2 separate regions of the Homo sapiens genome follow, and region 2 is linked to region 1. Evidence: chromatin loops called from intact Hi-C (ENCODE). Cell type or tissue: ascending aorta. All regions are shown on one strand.

Region 1 (8,000 bases):
CCAAATCAAGCCACTTAATGCTAGCAACCATGAAGGTATAGTTGCCCCAGAATAGTGTGTGGTTTTCCACTAGCAGTGATTTTACCCTAGTGTTGACTGATCCCATGTGGTGGATATATGCAGGTAAGTGCTTCTTGGGAACAGAAGGGATGAAGATAAATAAGAGAAAGTTTGAAGTCATGATCCGTGGAGCCTGTGCTATATAGGAAAAGAAGTAAAAATAAGAGTGGGCTGTTATATAAGGATATAGCACAGAAGTAAGGGGCTGACGGTCTCTGTGGGTCCAAAAAGAAGTGAAGTGGGAGCAACTGCTTGAAAGTATTAGAAGGATAAGAAAGAATGTTGATTGAGCGGGATATTTACATTTTGTGTCAGAGAAGACTTTTAGCACTCCTCTTTGCCTTGATGGTGTTACCTGAATATGCATCCATTTTTTTTTTCTTTTTTTTTAGACGGAGTGTCGCTCTGTAGCCCAGGCTGGAGTGCAGTGGCGTGATCTCGGTTCACTGCAGCCTCGCCTCCAGGGTCCTGGTTCGAGCAATTCTCCTGTCTCAGCTTCCTGAGTAGCTGGGGATTACAGGCACACGCCACCATGCTCAGCTAATTTTTGTATTTTTAGCAGAGACAGGGTTTCACCATGTTGGCCAAGCTGGTCTTGAACTCCTCATCTTGTGATCTGCCTGCCTCAGCCTCCCAAAGTCCTGGGATTACAGGTGTGAGCCACCGCGCCCAGCCACATCCATTTGTTAATGACTTAATTAAAATGTGTCATAACGAAAATGATCAGTAGGCCAGGCAGGAGCTCCCAGGTACAACCAAGGTGAAGCTGATTTCACATGACTTTATAATCTTCAAGCCCATGTTTGAATATTTGAACATAATAATTGTTATGTGATTAAATAAAAACAGAGGGCATAGACTCGTTCTGTGGTGCAGATTTACCCTATAGACTTATATGCTCAGTAGGAAGTACATTGAGTTTTTATAAGCAGTGATAATTCTATCTTCCAAATCCATTACGCTTCAGTTAGATTTAATTTTTATTTATCAATATTTATCTTGATTAATGATCTTACCTCTAGCTAGGTTACAGGTTCCATGAGAATAGGGACAGTGTCTGTGTCTAGTTTCTCCCTAGCCCAGTACAAGGCATATGGTACTCAGAGACTTAGGGATTTCTAAGTCTCTTGAGTACCATATGCCTTGTACTGGGCTAGGTGATGTTTAGGATGGGTCCTTAAACAGGATCAAGGCCAAACCACTTACATTATAGTGAGGCAGTCAAGGTCCTGACAGGTAAGTGATCTGCTCAGGGCTCAGAGCTAGGTAGTGAGAAAGCCTGTGCCAAAACCCAAATCTCATTCCTCACTCTGTTCTTTGCACCATATCACTCTGACATTGAATCAGGTTCTTGTAGTGATCTTCTCTGTGTGTCTAGGGCCAAAAGGAAATGTGTTTCCTAAGCTAGAGCTTCCCAACCTGTTTCTCAATATGGCTCACAGAGAAGCTGGGAATATTTGTCTAGAACAGTATGGTAAACAAAGGAGGCTTTGGAGGGCAGCCGAAGAAAGAGGTCCCCTAGGAGACTAATGCCCAGAAACCTCCAGGCTACCCAAGGGGGATCATACCTTCACACACCTCTCATCTACTATGCTCCCTGTAACTGTGGAAAAACTCTTTCCTAAGTTAATATTAGATCACTTGAACATCAGTCCCATAGTGCACAGATACAATAGTTTCCCAGGCTTTAAGACTCTGTATAAAAATTGTTCTTCAAACCAAAAAGAAACATGATCCTTTTCATTGTATTTCTTGAAGTACCTGATATACTTAGATACTGCTGTATCTGTAAATAAATTATGATACCTTATAAAGTTTTAAAGGAAATTTACAAGTGTTATTTTCTAGTAATTACCTTGAAAGATTACATTGGTCCAGGAAAATGTTTTCTGAAGCAATGTTAATCCTACTAGCCAAGCATATCACTTAGTCCCCACTGTGAGATGAGGGATATGTGCTTAAATTGTGAAACAAATATATGAGTCAGGTATTTTTCCTTTGAGTCCAAGTGGTTTATGACTTTCTTTCCTGTGTTCTTTGTATATGTGGGAGTTTTATAATTTTTTATCAAGAATGAAAGGTTGGCCTGTGTTCTTACTGGTGCAGGCTGTCACATTTCTCTCTGTTGCCCAGTCAGGTGCTATGGCATGTGCTGCTTCTGGCGTAGTGTACTCTGTGGATGTACCAGCATGTTCTTCAAGGTCATGACTGATTTTCCAGACCTTTGGAATTGAGATAAATGTTAAATTTGTAGCTATCTCTGAATTTCTTCCAGATACTTTTCTTCATTTGTTTGTTTGTAGGGTAAACATACCTGATAGCAGCAATTTAAGCATACCCTTAGAATGACCATGTATGGCCAGTGCACCTGAATGTGTGTTCCAAGGTAGGGAATCCAGGAATGGCCAACTCGGAGATTCATTCCTTACTATGATAAATATCTGAGCCCCCTGCTCATCCTGTGGAACATGGGCTTATTGGGGATTAAGGCCCTGAGTTTTAGGTTAAATGAAGGTTACCAGATGGAGGTCATTAGGGGGAGGGTGTTAAATGAAAATGCTTTATAAACTGCATGCTGTTTGCAAGCAGTTGCAGTTTTCCTGCCCAGCCCGCAGCCACTGGCCATGCAGTCATGTTGTCCAGCCTGCCGCCACTGGACCATTTCTGTACATAAGGCAGTTCTCCTGTCCCGCCTGCCACCAGTTCTCCACTCTCTCCCCATATGTAAGCCCCTAGTAAACCCCATGTCTCATTTGCTGCCTCTGGGTCTTTTCTTCAGCCTCTTGAACCTAGTGCCTTCCCTGCTGAGGTTAATAGGGGTACAGCACAACAGTGTTGTAACACAGAAAGTGATATTTACAGGGATATCTCTCTCACAATATCTCTTAGGAAAGGTAAATAAAATGTTCACAACTTGTAGGTGAGTAATTCCTTAGATAAGTTGTTTCTTAACTTGGGAGGAGTTTGGGAAGGAACCTAAGCAGGCTGCAGAGGCTGGGCATGGGAGCTTGTCATGGCTGGAAGTTGAAATGGTCAACTCCAGGCAGATCTCCTGGGGCAAAGCAGCCTCCACCACCAGTAGCCCTTCCTTTCTGTTTCTTTCATAGCCCCACTGCTCCATCTGAAGCCTGAACCCTTCCAGAAAATTGATGGATAGATTTTTTTTTTCGGCTATATATAGTTTTAGAGGTTAGAACTAGATATAATTCAGTCTAGAAGATTTCTCCTTCCCCAGAAATGATTGTTTTTGTGCAGAGCCCCGTCAAAATAGTACGGAGACTTAGACTGAGTTCACTCATCACTAACAATTAACTTTATAAACATTCAACAAGTAGGACAACTATTATTACTGTTACTCAGAACCCTTCGCTCTGTATATACAGTTTGATTTAAGATGCCACATTTACATGGCATTTTCAACCTTCAAACTCTAGCAGATTTTAAAACTAGGTGGATGAAAATAGAATCATTCTAATAAATGTAGTGTGTCAGATTTGAAAAATCATTTGGTGAGCAGGATCTCTGTAAAGTTATATGGGCCACGTATACAAGACGTAACTGAAGAAAATTAATTCAACAGAGCATGCCGTACTTGAACGACTTAGAGATTTACTCGAACTGAACTAACTCAAGCTGGCAGAACTCCGAGCAGCCTGGATTGTAAAGTCTGGGTGAAAATAGATGGAGTATGCCTGACTGAACCTCTGTACTGCCCCACATGCTATACAGGTGGGGGATTGGATGGCTGTTAGGTGATCATTGCATTCTCTTTTGGATCCCTATTGAGAAGAAATGATAAGAGAGGGAAAGGATATGGGGCAAGAACAGTCTGAAAAAGAAAGGATAAAGTTCTCAGACTCTCTTCACACTCTAAGAAGAACTTTCTGAAAAGCTTGGATTAGGTCTGGCAATGGATATAATAAGCAAAGGACTCTTGGAATGTGTTCTTGGCTCTTAGCCCCACCTCTGACTTTGAGCAAATCAGCTGATTTCTCTGCCTGTAAAATAATAGTCCCTCTGATATTAATACTTACCTCATGAGGTTATTTAGAGGATAGTGTTGGTAATAATGCCTTGTGTTTACATCATTCCTTTCACAGAGAGCTCAAAGCACTTTACATGCATTGAGAGAGAAGCTTCTCGTGAAGAGTAAATAGAAGTGTTCACTTTTTGGAAATGAACTTAGGCCATAAGAGCCTGAATTTAATGCATTGCAGGAAGAAATATGGTACATAGTGATCCAGTGGGTCAACTGAATTTTTTGTTCCACTAAGAGTCCCCTCCTGGCTCCTTGTTTTGTGAATTGAGGAATATGGTGAGTCCCTACACCTGGATGGGAAATCCCACATATGCAATTGGAATGGTCTCTCACGACACATGCAGAGATTGAAGAACAGTCTGGACATTTTTTGATAACGTTCTTTGGGCCTTGGTAGTAGCTGAAAGACACCTGAGAAATCTTAGCTCAGAGCTACAGAATGACACTAATGGATCCCAGAAATAGAAATGTAGATGTGGAGTGTTTTATCTGTTTATTTCACCTCAATTCAACCAATACTCCTTGAGTGCCTTTTATATACATGATTTTGAGTGATGTGGAGAATGAAAGAGACACAACATGCTCAGGAAAGTTAACCTGGTATTAGCAAGGAGAAGGAGTAGGATTTACAAATAGATAAGTGCAACGGTATGTGGGAGTGTCAGAAAAGCATCACAGTACTTCAGCACATCTACTTGGGCAATCTCAAACATGTATTACTCATGTACCAAGCAGTATGCTGTTCACAGAGAGATACAATCTCTGCCTTAGGGATCCTTGGGGAAAACATGTACAAAGAGATAGTTTTAGCACATTCTAGTAAAGGCAGTGATCAAGGGCACCTAGCCTTACGTGGCAATTTAGGGAAGGTACCTTGGAGGATGAGACTTCTCCTAAAGTCTTAAGAATTGAAAAGAACATGGGAAGGGAATTCCAGGCTGGGAGAGTAGTATGTTCATACGCCCTCAGTGTTTAACCTTCTTTGAACAAAAAAATGGCAAACTACAGAAAGTTTGGTCTTATTGTAGCCTAAATTGTACTTAGGGGTACGAGTGAGAAACAGGGATTAAGATAAAGGACCTGTTTTGCTGTCTTGTTTACTGTTGAATAGTAGTATGAAGTAGGTCCTGAAAAACTATGTTTTTGGGGGAAAAAAAAAAAAAAGACTGAATGATATGTTGGGTTTAAGTCCTTGCAGGCAGGCTATCCAGGTAAATAAACATGGAAGGTGATGGGAGGTAATCTGGGCTGGAAATACAGATTTGGAAGTCACCCCATATCAGTGGTGTTTAAAATCAAGAGCAAATGAAATTGCACAAGGAGAATATATAGAATGAACAAATTACCATGGGTGAAGCCTTGAGTAATACAGACATTTAAGAAGCAAACAAAAGACAAGGAACCCATGAGGGAGACTGGAAAGGAAAAAACAGAGAAATAAGAAAAAATGAGAGGAGAGAATTGATACATTTTCCTCAGGTGTGGCATTATGGAGTTCACTGGTGTCTCATCAGAGAAGTTTCAGTCCAGTGGCCAGGGCAGAATGACATTGTGTCTTGTTTTAAAGTAAATGGGTAGGGTAAGAAAGTTGAGAAGGGTTAGCACAAACCTCTCTTTCAAGTCACTTGCCTTAGAAGAGAAGGAAGGGTATGGTTTCTGGGGTGCAACCCAGGTTCAAGAAGCAAAAAGAAAAAAAAATTCATTTGATAAAAGATTTAAATGGGTTTCTGGGCTTAGAGGAAAGAGTAAATAGGCACTGAGAATTTAAAGATTTAGGAAGTAAAGGGGATAATTAATGGAGCTCGGTCCTGGGAGTGCTGAAAAGGGGGGCCATGTGTGGAGGGCAGGGCAGGATCTTGACCTGGAGTAAGAATACCTCATCCTGTCATTGAAAGAAAGTGCACAAGGACAGGTCCAGGCATATCTAAGAAGGGGAGGGGAACAATATTGGGATAATGTATGTATAATTCTCTTATTGAAGTAGAAAATGATGTCATCTGCAGAGAAGGATGTAGCCTTGTTTGGGCTCTTGAGCAATATGACAGTTTGGTAACATTGCTTAGTAAAATAAGAGCAAGCTAAGCAAGAATGAGTAGGAGGTTGAGCCACGTTGATGGCCTATTTGAGATTGAGGACTGCAGATTTATATAGTTGCGTCAATCTGAAAGCTGACTTTTTTTTCCAGCTGAGCTCAACAGATTGGTCACAGAAATACAGAAGTCTACGTTTGAATTGATTCTAAAGATATTAGTGAAAGAATGGTTGAAGTAATGAGCCGTGCTATCCCAACTGGGTAAAGCAGTGAGGCCAGGAAAGAGGTCAAGGAACTATGGTTTTCCAGAGATTGGAGAGCAGAGGTAGTAAGGGCAAAGGCACGGGGAGCCTGGAAGGATCAGAGATTGTGGTCATCTTCACATAATGGATAGGAAGCAGCCCCACTAGATAATTAGTTGCAGGGTTTGACCTTGGAAATCTGTGACCATGGAGATGAAGAAGGTGAGGAATTTATAGTTTATTGGATGGCTTGTCTAGATGGATACTGAAGTCACTCATTGTCACAAAGGGTATGTTAAAGATTGTTGCCAAGTGCCCTAGTCATGAATAAGTGTTATGGAGGGACCAGGATATTAGCAGGGGGACATCAATGAGAAAAGATAATTGGATAATATGAAATTCAACAAATGAGGCTGTTACATCAGAGGCATTAGGGAGTAATGGTTTAGAAGCATTATAAAAAGGAATAATCAGTTAGGCATTGGCTTAAAATTTGGATAAGCCATATAAACTTGTTGATATTTGAGTATTTTGACATATAAAAATAGTAATTTCATATGGTTCAACCTCATACTTTGCGTGCATTAAATCATTCATTCTCACAACTACCTTCTGAAATGGGTTATCATTTTGCAGCTGAGAAAGTGAAGGCATAGAAATAATAAGTAATTTGCCCAAAGTCATCTGATAAGTTTTGGAGCTCAGTTTCAGACCCAGGCAGTCTGGCTTTAGAGGCTGCAATCACTCTGAATAGGGAATGCCCACCTTACCCTCACTGCCCTTCAGGCCTTCTGGTGTGTGAGGTGGATGAGACCAAACTCCTCTTAAGCATGTAATAACTGAGATAAATGCTGTAAAGGAAATGAATGTGGTTCACTAGTCAGTTTTGAAGTCTCATTCTCACATACTCTGTGCTTCCCCACCCTATTTGTGTTCGCTTTCACTCCCAAACTACTTCTACCTAATTGCAGAACACTTTCTCTACATTTTGCCTAACTGAAACCTAGCATATCCCTGCTTTCCTTGTAGTTTACTAGTAGATAAGTAGGAAAATAGTTCTAGACCTTGCATGTACAGGGTCACAAGAGTTTAAAAAGAGCAAGGAAAACCATTCAGTAAATGACAAGACATTCTGTATATGGGATATGAACTGGGCTGGGAGAGAGGTAGAGTACTTAAGAGAGCGTGCTACGATAGACCTCAAAGGACTTTTTACCATTCTAAAGACCTTAAACATTATACTATCTGCTACAGCCAGCCACAGAAAGATTTTAAGAAGCAAAATGTTGTGAGGATATTATAGATAAATGTTGGTGTGGATGCAATTAAAGGGAAAAAGACTAGAGGTGGGAAGATGGGTTAGGAAGCTGTTGCAGTCATTCATGTGAAGGAATAGGGCTTGGCAGTGCTCCTACCTGTGTGATTGAAGAGGAGGGGCTGTATTCACAAGATATTTAACAGCAAGGATTGGCAGGTTTTGGTGTCTCTTAAGAGAATATGGGGGCTGGGCGTGGTGGCTCACGCCTGTAATCCCAGCACTTTGGGAGGCCAAGGCGGGCGGATCACTAGGTCAGGAGATCGAGACCATCCTGGCTAACATGGTGAAACCCCGTCTCTACTAAAAATA
Region 2 (8,000 bases), 110 kb before region 1:
ATTCAAACTAAGATTTTAAAAATACTCATTAGTGCCAGATGCAGTGGCTCACACCTATAATCCCAGCACTTTGGGAGGCTGAGGCAGGCGGATCATGAGGTGAGGAGATCGAGACCATCCTGGCTAACATGGTGAAACCCTGTCTCCACTAAAAATACAAAAAATTAGCTGGGCATGGTGGCACGTGCCTGTGGTCCCAGCTACTTGGGAGGCTGAGGCAGGAGAATTGCTTGAACCCGTGAGGCAGAGGTTGCAATGAGCTGAGATCACACCACTGCACTCCAGCCTGGGCGACACAGCAAGACTCTGTCTCAAAAATAAAATTTAAAAAAAATCATTTGTTAAAAATAATAAATAATAATAAATCCATCATCTGCTAAATAACATATTTTTATGAAAAAATACTTTTACAAAATTATTTAGTGAGAAGAGTTGCATTGTTTTACATTTCTGCAACTAATGTCTGGCTTAATTGAAGACAGCTGTATCCTCAGATCTGTTTCACACATTCCATTAGCTGTCAGAGAAATCATCACACGTCATGGAGCCTCTGGAAAACTCCATATACACTTCTGAGAGAATGAGAGAGAAAAAGGTTGTGTTATTATGAAGATATCTTCTTCACTCTCAAAGGGGGCCACACTTTAAGAACCATTACTCCAGAGGATAGACAGTTGAAACATCAGTGGCAAATTTGTCTTTCTCTGGAAAAGCGTCTGGTTTGGGCTGTCACCTTGTGCTTCTTCTGTCAGCCTTTTGCTTCATCCTGATGAAGTCCCCCAATTCACTGGCTTAGTCACTGCTTTGATGTTTCCATCATTAATAAAGCCAGTCACTTGCTAACCGTCAAACATAGATGGGAGATTCTCTGCCTTCAAATGTTCTCTCCCAGTCCACAGAAAAGTCCTAAATGACAAAACTGTTTTCATAAGACATTGTGTTTTGTTTGAAACTCCAATTTGAAATAAGAGTATGGAAACCACTAAGTTGCCTGGTTTTTATAAATGGGTCCATCCATAGTGCTATGCAGTTCAGCTGACATTTAATTCATTTCAGACCTTGATGAGACAAATACAGTGACAGCTACTATGTGCAAGGCACTGTACTTGCTATTTGTCAGTTCTTTTTTCCCCAAAACCTGCCTGTATTCTTGCACAGATCAGTCTGATCATACTTACAGTATTCTCCCAGTAACAACCAAATAGTATGATGATACCAAAGCTTGTTTGGTCTTAAGATGTTTGAAACAGTGTAACAGTCACCCTAGTCCTAAGTATGTAACTTCATTTTGATGGGCTTAAATTCCTGTATTTGTTCTCATTATTCCAGAGCTAGTTTAATACATTACTTTTTCTTCCTGATTTAATATGTTGATTACTAAGCAGAAAACTGCATACATCACACTCCTTTATTTATTTTTATATCTGCTCTCACAGCTAGACTTTGATAGCCTGATTATGATTATATCCCATTTTATCTTTTAGCAATTCTTGTCTAATACATAATTTTAACTGTGTTGCGTTGATAGTAGCTGTGTTCATGGTTAAATAACCATGGATTTCTAGCAGTTTGCAGAGTAATTACATGGAATTTATTGGAAAGCTTCTTTATTTGAGATAAATTTTGGTATCAGGCCTATAATTTATGTTTCCTTGCTTTCCTCCCTGCTTTTTCTATGGGACTTTTCACTGTTTAGTCTAAATTTTAAGAGCACTCATAAAAATAGCTGTGACCCGTCTTTTTTATTCTGTGTATGCTGCTTCCTTGTATTTCACAAGTCAAAGGTTTTCTAAAAATTACAGCTACAGCATACCATAGCCATAATGTAATGTACAATTCATTTGACTTAGTCAGCAAGATCAGTAGAACAGTAACACTTTTTTTGGCATCTGCTAGTTGAATATGAGTGTACATCTATGTCTGCTTTATGTCCTTGTTACTGAAGATCCTGTCATCATCACTGAGATCCTTTAGAGATACCATAAATGGGTCCAGACCCAGCAATTTGGGTTAATACTATTTTCCTTCATTGTGAAATAAGAATTAGGGCAGGAAGTTAAGAAGGAGGCTTTAGCTTGGTGTCAGAGGAATATATGGTAAAAATGGTATACTGTTAGTCATTACTCTTCATCACCTGAACGATTAATCTTACTAGGCCCCCCAGAGGTCAGGAGAAGTGAAATAAGATGGAAATAGTCAAATGACCCATTAATTATAAGGAGCTTGGTAGCTTTTAGCAGAGAATCAGGATTCTAAAAAGCGGTACTGAAATCCTCAAATTGAGCACAAGGACTGGAATTGAGGCAAATCTCACTCTTTTAAGAGCAGAAAAAGGAGCAAAGTAACTGAGAAAAAGGGTCTCTGAAAGGTGAGGTTCCAGAACAAGTAAAAGGCCAGTCTGAGGGTCCACAGGCACAGAACTTGGGTAGTTAGGCAGCTACAAGGAGAATATTTTCATCTTGAGAACAAAGGAGGTGCCCATGATTCTGGGCTAGAAAAGACACTGTCCATGCTGCTATGAAAGGGCCAGGTGGAGACTTGAAAAGATGCTCAGGCTAGACCTGGAAGAAGAAACTGGAACTGACAGGGGAGTGACAACAAGTACAGCACATGTAAATTTGTACCAGGATAATTACTGCCTAAATAATGTGTTTTGACTTCTGCAGTACTGTATTGTTAGGGAGCTTTCTAGTAAGAACCTTTGGACAATGGATGTTCATTTAATACCGTGAATATTGTGCCTCTCCTATCACTCTTTTAATTTTTCTTATTAAAAATACCTACTCAAATGAAGTTTTCTTTATGCCGTTTACTCAGATGACATCTATCAAGAAGGAGCTTTTAAAAAGTTAATTACTGTGAATACACTGCTGTGCTAGAGAGTCTACTCATTTTTCTCACTTTTCTTTTTGTTTTCCTCCCCCACCCCCTGCTCCCACCACCACTCTGAATTGGGGTTCTTGATTATTTAGAAAAGATCCCTTAAATCAAAGTTTCCTCTTTTCCATACTTTCCATTTTGATTGTTAATACACCCCCGCCCTCCCAAAAAAAATTACCTGTCTTCCAACAGATTAAGACTTTAGGTCTTTGTCAGACTAACAGTTTCAGGTAGATGTCCCCTTAATCCTCCAAAGCCTACCTGGGCCTTCCACAGCCATGATGCCTTCCCCTGGCTGCCCTGTCCCTCTAGGGAGAAGTATCCAAAAAGCCACTCAGCATGTGATGCCTTGTATTATCACAGATGTGTGTGTATTCCTGAAAGTGCCTCCTAGTTCATGGCATACAGAGCTGCCTTTACACCTAGCATTGTGATGGTGCTCCTCCTGGGCTTGTCCTCAGGTTCCTAATGCTTTCATTGTTTATCATTGTCTCCATTCCTTCCTCCCACTCTCTGCAGTTGATTTTGTACTCTCTGTGATCTGCGTTCTTCTGTATCTTGTCTGTTTGCCCAAGGTAGCCTTCTTTAAGACAGGGATAATGTCTTCCCTACTGCCTGTTCCCTATTACCCCCAGCAAGAGATTGCAGTAAACAGTGCAGGTGGCAGAGGGCAGGTGGAATGACTGACAGCATGTACACTCTCTAGTACCGAAGCACCAATAGGAACGAGACAGTGGAAAACTATGAGAGGCAGGGCAGGGCAGTGCAGAGCGAGAAATTCAGACTCTGGAGTTCAGTTTTTGCAGCTGAATCCCGGCTTTCCAACTTCTGTCTAGTGTGACTTGAGCAAGCAATTTAACCTCCCTACAAGTCTCATTTTCTTCATCTGTAGAATGGGGATAATATTAGAGCCTCCCTCACAATAGGGTTGTTCTGAAGATTAATAAAAAACAATCCATACAAAAAGTCCTTATCATAGTGCCTGGCACAATACATGTCCGTTCTCATTAGAAGTAGGATGGTGAGTACTAAAAGAGTAGGTTTTAGATGTTCTCACCACAAAAAAATGATAAGTATGTAAGGTAACAAATACGCTAATTAGCTTGATTTAGCCATTCCACAATATCTAGATATATAAAAACATCATGTTATAGGCCCTAAATATAGTTTTAATTTTCATTTAAAAAATCAAATCAAATAAAAATAAGTGCTACTTGCTTGGCATATTGGAAAAAAAAGTAGGACAGTGAGACAACACAGTGAGACAACGTCAGTCACAATGAGCTGACCTAAAGTAGGGGTCAGCTGGGGGAAGAATAGCACAAATCACATTGGAATGAAAGATATGACTACATAATGTTTATTGCGATCTATTTTAAGGCTTTTCATGGATCTTTTCAGCTATGCACATGGTTAGTCATAATGATTGTCATTTTAGGTCAGAGTTTCTCAGCCTTAGCATTGTTGACATTTTGGTTAATTCTTTGTTGTAGGGGCTGTCCTGTACACTGTAGGGTGTTTAGCAGCATCCCTGATCTCTACCTACTAAATGCCAGGAGCAACACAGTACCTCCAGCTCAGTTGTGACAACTACTGAATGTCTCCAGACAACTACTGAATGTCTCCAGACATTGCAGAGAAATTGAGTCTGGTTGAGAAGTCACTGTTTTAGGGCATAATTTTTGGGTAGACTGTTAGATTCTTTGTGTTCGTTGTCTCTGGCCTGTATAACTCTTCTTAATTATCTGCTACTCAAATGTATTTGGGATCAGCCACTGTCTTCCATTTCTCTTTTGCTCACAGATCTACTCCACAGCTCTTCTCCCTTCCTGGAAGAGAATGATGCTGTGAATGTCCAATATCCAATGAAATGCCAGCATATCAAAATGGATGCTAATAGTTGACCTTCCCAAAGCCTCACTGATGCTCTGCTCATCTTACTCCTGCTCTTCATTTTTTGGATGTGAATGTGTACTTTGTCTGCTGGGTTTAGATACTCATAGACTTGGTCTACTTAGGCAGCGGTCCCCAACCTTTTTGGCACCAGGGACCAGTTTTGTCAAAGACAGTTTTTCCATGGACATGGGAGAGGGTGGTGGTGGTGGATGGTTTTGGGATGAAACTGTCCCACTCGGATCATCAGGCATTAGATTCTCATAAGGAGCATGCAACCTAGATCCCTCACCTGCACAGTTCACAATAGGGTTCACACTCCTATGAGAACCTAATGCTGCTGCTGATCTAACAGGAGGCAGAGTTCAGGCAGTAATGCTGCCTCATCCCGCTGCTCACCTCCTGCTATGTGACCCGGTAATAGGCCTCAAACTGGTACTGGTCTTCGGCCCTGGGGTTGGGGACTCCTGTACGTGGGGACTCAAAGTCTGGGTGGGTTGACTGGGTTAGTACACTGTATATACTATTCCTGGGCTTGGTTTCCATAGTCAAAAATGTCAAGTAGACTATTAAGGATATTTTATAATTTTTTTGACTCTTCAGAAGAAAATACAAAGCAGCAGATTGAAAGATACCCTAGTTGTCTGAGAAATAGGTCATTTGGGGTTTTCATATTGTTGGATAATTAATTTTTCAGTCTATTTTGTGTACTTTTAACTCTTTAAATTTCAATTATGGATTTTTAGATTAAATTAGTATTCCTAAATATTTGACACATATTTCAAAATGTGTGTATTAAAACGTATACTAGGAACAGTCTTCCTCTTACCACATCGTTCATCTCCCCAACTGTAACCACTGATACTAGTTTCTCTTATGTACTTGTAGAGTTTCTTTATGAGTACATAAGCAAACATAAATAAAGATTCTTATGCTCTCCCCTTTTTACACAAAAGTAGCTTACAAACACTGTTCCTCAGCATCTTGTTTTTTGCAGCCAAACATTTCTTGGAGATCTTTCCATTGGATCAGTGTTCTTAAGCAGGAGCAGGAAAAGGGAATAAAAATAAACATGGTTGCTAAATACATCTTTACAACTTCATGCTAAAGAAATTAAACTTTGTAGGATCTATTTTTAATGGAATTAATATGTAGGAGGTATGGAAGACATATACTTTTGCTGTTTTGAAATTATTAAGATAGATTGTAACAGTAAGATTATTTGACTTATAACAACAGCTTGAGTGTTGTATATCTATCTTTATAATGTCTGTGTAGAGCACATGCATTTATTTTCTTAGTTGAAAAACTGAGGCCCAGGCAGATTAATACTATGCAAGGCCATCATTATGGTGGCCCTGGAACTGGTACTAGAGTGTGAGACTTGGCTTATAAAGAGAAGGAAACAAGCATATTGAAGGTCTACTCTGTGCCACTAGATCTCACTTAATACTTATAGCAACTGTATGAGCTAAGTATTATTATTCTCATTTTGCAGATGGAGGAGAAACCAAAAAACTAAAATTTACAGAGGTTAAATAATTTTCCAAACAGTACAGGTAACAGACCAGAATAAAAATTCACTGGCTGCGAAGTCTGTGTTCTTTCTACCTAACAACCAGGCTACATGCCGGAAACCCCAGACAAAAAATGTTGACCTCAGAAGAGTTTCCTCTTATCCCATACCATGTTTTTGGTGTTCATTTGTTCATTCCCATGCTTTCTGCTCCACCCACTTGGCTCCCTGACCCCTTCTACTGTTCTCCTCTTTGCTCACTCTGCTCCTCTGCCCACTCACCAGCTTCTTTGCTATTCCTCAAACAGAACACGGCATGGTGTGCTTTTGTGCTCGCTGTCTCCCCAGGAACCACTGGATTCCCCCTCACCTCATTAGTACCATCTGGCATACTATATTTTATGTATTTATTGATTACTGTCTCTCCTACTAGAATGTAAACTACATGCAGGTAATGGTGTGTGTGTATGTGCGCACACACGCATCTCATTCAATGATTAGTCAATCATTGGTCTATTTTGTTTAATACTATATTTCTGGTAGGGAACAGTACCTGGTACTTAATTGGTATTCAATAAATATTTGAACAAATACCTCTTCTATTTTTGAAATAGGTACCATATTTGAAAGCATGGGTATAACTAAGCAATAGACATATAGTAGGCCCTCCTCTCTATAGTCTAGGAATAACAGCTAGTTGAACAATTTTTATATGCCATGTACCGTGTTAGTCCTGCAAACAGTCATAGGAGGCAGGTATTACCGTCTTCTTATTTTACAAATAAGAACTGAGGCTCAAAAAAGTTAATTTGCCACAGGTCCTGGTGAGTAATTGGCAGAGCCAGAATGCCAGTGTAGTTTTTACTCCAAATCCTGTTTCTCACCCCATTACATACATCCACACTTCCTATCTCATATATTATATCTCATGAGCCATCCTCTCCAGTGAATTTGTGTGCTGTAATATTCTGCCTGTCAAAGATCCCAAATCACCACCACTAGCAATTCAGTGTTGTGTCACAGTATTTCCTATAGGTTCATGGCTACTTTGAGCCTTGATCTTGAGACATTAGCAAATATTCTCTTAGTCATTATAATAATATAGCAAGTTTCGTCATTTGGCATAAATTCATAATTATTTTTGGATGGTTTAAAAAATTGTGACTTTGCCAGTAATAACATCTCATGTTCCCCAGAGGTGGTGGGTTTGTCATAAATACCATTTCCATAGAACATTTCAAGGAACCTAAAGTTCTTGGAAAATATTTTTAACAGGCAGCCATTTCTCTGACAGACTTCAAGGGCATAATAATAAATATATATATATATATCCTTAGAAATATGTGTGTATGTATTTTATCTTATTAAGAATATTTATATGTTTTTTTATTGCTCACAATCCATTTATATTTCAATGATCCTTTTGTATTTTAGCAGATTAAAGAATCCAGGAATGGTTCTTTAGAAAATCATTCCAATGTAGCTGTTAAATTTTGTTTTTAACCTCCATTAGTCCCTTTTTTCTCTTCCCAGGTCACAGGTTATTTTCACTTAGATATTGCACGTGGGCATTTTGGAGGATTTAATATGATTCCTTCTCTTAACCTCTACTCTTCGTTGGGCTGCTTTTCTTTCCTTTATTCTCTCCTTTATTCTCTCCTTTGTAGAAAGCATGTATCCTTTTCCAGAACTTATTCTGAGCAAAAAGTTA

What was found. Hi-C counts contacts between places; a loop is a spot of excess contacts. Peaks named below come from ENCODE experiments on the same cell type or tissue, not always from the same donor. Only the 100,000 strongest peaks of a DNase experiment are listed, where the experiment ranks them.
Region 2: a loop joins it to region 1, with 2.3 times the contacts of the local background. A loop is called at or near these places in 4 of 110 quality-filtered maps.

The regions. Positions count from the first base shown.
Region 1 is chr3:99,963,181-99,971,180 of GRCh38, forward strand. The region is part of intron 1 of CMSS1 (cms1 ribosomal small subunit homolog); the gene reads left to right. The region is part of intron 1 of FILIP1L (filamin A interacting protein 1 like); the gene reads right to left. It overlaps MIR3921 (microRNA 3921), which reads right to left and starts at 1,218; the gene lies at 1,134-1,218. The region is part of intron 1 of LOC105374010 (a long non-coding RNA gene); the gene reads left to right. In ascending aorta, no CTCF peak of the experiment used is centred here; DNase peaks (open chromatin) are centred at 2,198, 2,752, 3,711, 4,009 and 1 weaker place; H3K4me3 peaks cover 678 bases; H3K27ac peaks cover 6,922 bases.
Region 2 is chr3:99,858,152-99,866,151 of GRCh38, forward strand. The region is part of intron 1 of CMSS1 (cms1 ribosomal small subunit homolog); the gene reads left to right. The region is part of intron 4 of FILIP1L (filamin A interacting protein 1 like); the gene reads right to left. The region is part of intron 1 of LOC105374010 (a long non-coding RNA gene); the gene reads left to right. Among named protein-coding and RNA genes, the nearest start is that of HP09053, 38 kb to the left of the region's middle. In ascending aorta, no CTCF peak of the experiment used is centred here; no DNase peak of the experiment used is centred here; H3K4me3 peaks cover 6,898 bases; H3K27ac peaks cover 8,000 bases.